Regions from separate parts of the Mus musculus genome. Here region 1 is linked to region 2. The links are chromatin loops, found by intact Hi-C in ENCODE. Cell type or tissue: left cerebral cortex. All regions are shown on one strand. Links, peaks and the distances in the headings refer to the core of each region. The heading gives the core; the rest is flanking DNA. Region 1 has its middle 2.3 kb from the start of Ly6g5c. Region 2 overlaps Vwa7 (von Willebrand factor A domain containing 7).

Region 1 (2,906 bases), core at 203-2,702, 85 kb before region 2:
ACCCCCTTCAGTTGGTGTGTTTGTGTGTCTGTCTGTATGTATGCACATACATGTTGTAGTAGCTATTCCTGGTTGTCAACTTGACTATATCTGGAATGAACTACAATCCAGAATTGGAAGGATCACGTGTGATCCTAATCTGGAGGCTGGGAGAGACAAGTTTCTGACCTGGATCCTGGCATGGAGATCTTGAGACATAGCGGCTATGAATCCCATAAGGTTAAGACAGAGAGGTAATGTGGCCAGATGTTTTGTAAAGTTCTGCCTTTGTTGCATCCTGGATAATAAAGGGGTTAAGAGCAGAAGCCAGTCTGCCTACTGGCACTGGCCTGTCTTTCCAGCTACTCGGATGCTCAGGAGGACTGCAGGTTTTAAGACTTGACTGATGGTGGTGCACGCCTTTAATCCCAGCACTTGGGAGGCAGAGGCAGGCAGACTTTTGAGCTCGAGGCCAGCCTGGTCTCCAGAGTGAGTTCCAGGACAACCAGGGCTACACAGAGAAACCCTGTCTCGAAAAAAGAAAAAAAAAAAAAAAAAAAGGACTTGACTGAGCTACAAGTCCAAAAGGAGCCTGGATAATTTCGTGTAAACTTGTCTCAAAATAAAAGTAAAATAAGCTGGGTGTGTGGGGACACACCTTTAATTCTGTCATCACTGTGAATCTGAGGCCAGCCTGGTTAGTTGTGTTGCTTGCTTAGCCTAGCATACATCACAGACCTAGGTTAAATCCATAGTATAGGGTGTGAAACCAGACCAGAGTGCAATTCCCAAGTTTAGTCATAAGATGGTGACATAGGTTTTTGGAAGCGAGGTGATGTCGGAGTTGTTATGAATGGATAGAAGTAAATATTGTGGTTTTTTGTTTATTTGTTTTGTTTTTTAAAACTTGTAGACAAGATCTGACTCTGTAACAGATCTGGCCTGAGTAACCCAGGCTCCCCTTGGACTGACCCTCCTGCCATAGTCTCCCTAAACTGGGATGACAGGAACCATAACCCTGAGCTTTACGGTAGATTCAGGGTTAAAACTGATGGACAGGTTTGGTGTCAGGCAGAACCAGAAGTTGGGATGAAAGAGGCGGAGCAGACTTGCACAAAGAAGTGACCAGGACCTTTCTTTGTGTGCAGCGAAGCTGGGCTGCAGGTCAGACATCCAGTCTCCACGCCCACAGACTCAGTGCTCAGAGTCCCCACTCCACGGCTCACAGAGCATCTGCTCTGGCTGGCCCCCCTACAAACGCAGCCCCGTAGGTGATTGGCAGGCATGGACACCCGTTTTTTTTTTGGAGCCAGTGCACCAGTGGGTGCTCAGCGATTAATGCTGCGTCCACAGAAGGTGGCGCTGCAAACATGTCCTTCTCTAGGCCCCGGCTAGATGGCTTGCTTGCTTCTTTCCTTCTCCCCAGGTAGGTTGTAGGCTTGAGACTTGTTTGTTTTTTCTTTAAGCCACATTGCATTACAGGAGACACTTCCTGCTCTAGTGCCCCCACCCCACCCCCATACTGTAAGAACTTTCCAGGAATCATCACATCTCAGGACTAAGGGGGAAACCAATGGAGGACAAACCGAAGCCCTGAAAGATGGGTGGGGAGTGGGGGAGCAGTGGGAAGGGGAGGAGCTGGGGTTTATGTTTCTGAGAACCAGAATGAAACTTTTTTGGTTTTTTGAGACAGGGTTTAAAGGTGTGCAGCCACCACTGCCCGGCCGGAATGAAACCTAAAATGTTGGAGGACTGGGGAGATATCTGGCACCCTCTGATACAAGATGCAAATGTCTGTTGAGTGAATGAGCACTTAGTGCCAGAGATCAGCACAGGACACACTCTGAAGCTGCAAAGGTTCAGTCCCTGTTGCAAAGGGAGAAAAGGAGTCACTCTGGAGCTCAGGGCCATGAGACGAGCCAGGGATGGCCACAGCCCTGAAGTGTTTCAGGGGACAGTGGGCCTTTCTTTGTAGTGTGCCTAGAGCCCTCGTTTCTTTTTCTATTAATGTTTTTAAAAAGTTTACACACATGGATGTGTCTGTACACAGTGTACACAGAGCCTGTAAAAGACAGAAGATGGAGCCGGGCGTGGTGGAGCACGCCTTTAATCCCAGCACTCGGGAGGCAGGGGCAGGCAGATTTCTGAGTTCGAGGCCAGCCTGGTCTACAAAGTGAGTTCCAGGACAGCCAGGGCTATACAGAAAAACCCTGTCTCAGGGAAGAAGAAGAAGAAAAAAAAAGACAGAAGATGGTGTGGGGTTACAGACAGTTGTGAGCCACCATGAGAGTGCTGAGACTCCAACTCCAGGTGGGCTAGAGGCACCGAGTCATCTCCTGACCACCCCAGCCCCTTGTTTCTTTTCTGTCAGCTGTTGGAGACGGCTAGTGAGGACCCAGGGCCCAGACCCATTGTTTCTAGGACAACAGCTTTGCTGCAACAGTCATCACAGGACAGTAGCAGATGACCACATCCATGCTGAGTGCCCAGCCTTGTGACAAGGCATATCAGAAGGTGAACAGCCAAGCGATGAAGTAGGCAGGATCTGAGGGCAGAATGTGCGCCATCACAGATAACAAGAGATACACACACGAGGGGCAGGCTGTGGTGACGGCCTTGGAGAGCCAGCTTCTGTGAGAGAAGTCACTCAGAGAAACAGAGCCTTTAGCTGAATGTTAATGACGATGGTAATAAGGAGGTAGGGTGGATGGATGGATGGATGCATGCATGCATGGATGGATAGTCAGACAAGTGGAGACCCGGCTTTCTGAAATAGCTGGGCCCCCTCCCTCAGGGTCCTTGCTCAGTTTTGACAGCTTTAGAGGAAACATTTTCTCTTCATGGGGCTTGGAGTAAATCTTCAACCTACCCCGGGAACAGTGCAGGCCTAGATGCTGGTCAGCAACAGTAAGATAAGGCGTGTTCTT
Region 2 (2,906 bases), core at 300-2,799:
GACCAGCCATGCTCTCCCCAACAATGGCAGCCACATCCTGGATGTACTGGTCTTTGGTGAAGATCACCTCTCCCCCTGATGCCCGGGCTATTGCTTCATATGGTTCAAAACGCAGAGGAGACAAGGCCTCTCGCCGTCGTCGACCCCCAGTCCTCGATGGGTCTTCAGTTACTAGAAATGTCACCTGTGGCCAAATGACAACCCAATGCTTGGTGTATCCAGGAAGCTCAGCCTGCATTGTTTTTTTGTTTTTTGTTTTTTTGATTTTTCGAGACAGGGTTTCTCTGTATAGCCCTGGTTGTCCTGGAACTCACTCTGTAGACCAGGCTGGCCTCGAACTCAGAAATCTGACTGCCTCTGCCTCCCAATCAGCCTGCATTGTTAATGAAGGTCCTTCTGCCCCACTTTTTCTAGAGCTGTCTGCCCCCTGGCTGATGCTGATGTGGTGGGTGGGACCTCCCAGTGAAACAGCCCTTGGGAGAGCTCTAACCACACCTCGGAAGGAGTTTCCCAGAGATTCATTTCCTGGCTTTGTTTTAATTCTGTCTTTATACATACTGGCATTTACTTCTTGTGTGTTGTACTAAGGATTAGACCCAGTGCATCAGATTTAGACACCACAGAGCTAGGCCCGCCCTTGTTTGCCTGATGCAGAGGGAAAAGGTCCTTGTGCTCACAGATAAGCTCTGCAGATACCGGGAATGAATGGTTGTCTCCTCAACGGAAGAGATGTCTATCCTCTGGGGAAGTGGGAGTTAAGAGCTTGTGCTCTGTGCTATCTGTAGGGCCAGGCCTCACCGAGTCTTCCAGACTTCGGGGTTTATCTCAGACTCTTCCTCCCTAGGCCTTCCTTATCTTGAGCATTGTTTCCCAGTCTTAAGTAGGAAGTCACATGTCCTTTGCAAAGCTTTACTGTGACAAGTGTTACCAGGAAACCTTTCCCCAGAGTTGCACTGGATATTTAAAATGCCTAAAATAAACCACCCAGGGTCAGATTCTAGATGTTGAACCTTCTTGCTTCACTTGTTTCTGTCTACCCTGGTGACTGCAGAGACCCTCACAACGGGTTCTCTGAATGGCTTATTGGATCCGTTTAATAAGGGCACGGCCTCCCACTCTGTTAAAGATGCGGGGCGGGGGAGGGGGGTGACCTCCCATGAGGCCGCTCTCTTTCCCATACTCAGGTTGCTAGCACTGCGCTCACCCTGCAGCGCCTCTCCCGAGTCAGGGATTCCACCCGGTTGGTAAGAAGAGCATCCTTGGGTGAGGCATCAGTGAAGACAAAGATGTCAGAGAGGGGAGGGGTGTGCAACAGGGCTAGCTGGCCAGGAGAAAAAAAGGCTCATGTTTAAAATGGTGGGCAGCAGGGTAGAGCCAGGGAGGGCAGAGCGCAAGGGAGCATGACCCTGGAAGGAAGCTGATGGAACCGAGGATAGAGGATGGGAGGATGGTGAGGGGGTTGGGGGAAGAGAAGGGAGCCTTGCTAGCTCTTGGCTCCCCCTGGTGGCGGGGCCTGGAAGGGCAGGATAAGAGGGAAAGGGAGAGGCGGGAGAGGGAAGGAGAGTCAAGACCTCCAGGGCAGACAGGCACATCTCTGGCTCATCTCCACCCCCCAAGGCATGGATCTCGTTGAGTTTCTGCCAAAAGCTGTCCGGGTCGCTGGTTGTAAAGACGGGGCCAAACCCTGGGCAAGAGGAAAGGAAGGTCAGGTGGATGAGGAGAATAGAGGCCATGAGGGAGCTGTGAGCCTCTACCCCGAGGTGGATACCAATACGGAACACCAAAACCCAGGTCCTCTGCATGAGTAGCAAGTACTCTTAGCTGCTGAACCATTTCTCCAGTCCTCACCTTTAAAATGTAATGAGAGAAAAGGATAGAACTCACCTGAGAGGCTCCTTGGGAGAACTGAATGAGCCCTGCATTTGTAAACGCCCGGACACGGTACTATGAGGTTATTGACGCATGTGTCCACAAGCACACACTAAGTCCCTACTTAATATCAGACACTACCCCCTGCAGGAGTTCTCCATCCAGGAGGATTAAACCAGGCATGCACGCACTGGCCGTTTTATAGAGGCTATAGCACAGAAGGATTAGATGGCCAGCCCAAGGGTGCAGTAAGACCAGTAGAGCCAGGCCAGGTAAGCTGACTTTGGGCTCAGTGGGAAGATGTAGGAGTGGTACTCTCTAACCTCCCCATACACCTTCATCTTATCTCTGACCTCAGCAGCAGCCTGGGGAGCCGGCTCAGCAGGTAAGAGTGTCGCTGCCCTGGGGCAAGGACCTGAGTTCCACTCCATATTGGGTGACTCGGGACCACCAACTCCGGTTCCTGGGGATCTGACACCCTTTCCTGTCCTTCATACGTGTGCATACGCAGACCAACATGAAAGCGAAACAGCCACCCATGGTTTAAAACAAAATGAACCCAAAAGGCATATTCTATTAGCACAGAAGTCTAAGGAAGCCAGAGGCAGGTGCCTAAGCAGGCACTGGACTTGTGAAACCGCCCCCTACCATTTTAGAGATAGCAGAAGCAGCTTATTGTCTACATGGACACAGGTACCCAGTAGAGGCTCACTCAGGACAACAGGTAGAATGGCCCTGAGGCCCACCTCCTCACCAGAGGGAGGTCTCCAGCCTCTGTCCTGGGCCCTCCTTCCCACCATCATCCCTGTAGACCACCGCTACCTGGGTCGTGGAAGGGCACTAGGATATAGAAAACAGGCTCCATGGGGCTGCCTTGACGCTGCTCCACAATGCGGCGAGCCTGGATCTTGGCTGCGTTGATTTCCTCGCCCATACTGCCTGTGGTGTCCAGGACAAAGCTCAGGCTGGAAGCTGGGGTGATGTCCAGCAGCCTGTGGTTCAAGTCAGAGGAGCAGTGAAGTTTCCGCATTCGTCCC

Evidence for each region. Peaks named below come from ENCODE experiments on the same cell type or tissue, not always from the same donor. Only the 100,000 strongest peaks of a DNase experiment are listed, where the experiment ranks them.
Region 1: it touches region 2 in a loop (9-fold over the local background); 29 of 42 quality-filtered maps call a loop at or near these places.

Annotation. Positions count from the first base shown.
Region 1 is chr17:35,104,586-35,107,491 of GRCm38, reverse strand. No RefSeq gene overlaps it. Among named protein-coding and RNA genes, the nearest start is that of Ly6g5c, 2.3 kb to the left of the region's middle. In left cerebral cortex, for the core only: CTCF peaks have their summits at 772 and 1,331 (motif pointing right); DNase peaks (open chromatin) are centred at 759 and 1,318.
Region 2 is chr17:35,019,926-35,022,831 of GRCm38, reverse strand. It overlaps Vwa7 (von Willebrand factor A domain containing 7), which reads right to left. Exons shown (of 17, transcript NM_138582.1): 7 at 2,692-2,861; 8 at 1,572-1,684; 9 at 1,205-1,321; 10 at 1-184. Among named protein-coding and RNA genes, the nearest start is that of Vwa7, 4.8 kb to the right of the region's middle. In left cerebral cortex, for the core only: a CTCF peak has its summit at 1,505 (motif pointing left); a DNase peak (open chromatin) is centred at 1,498.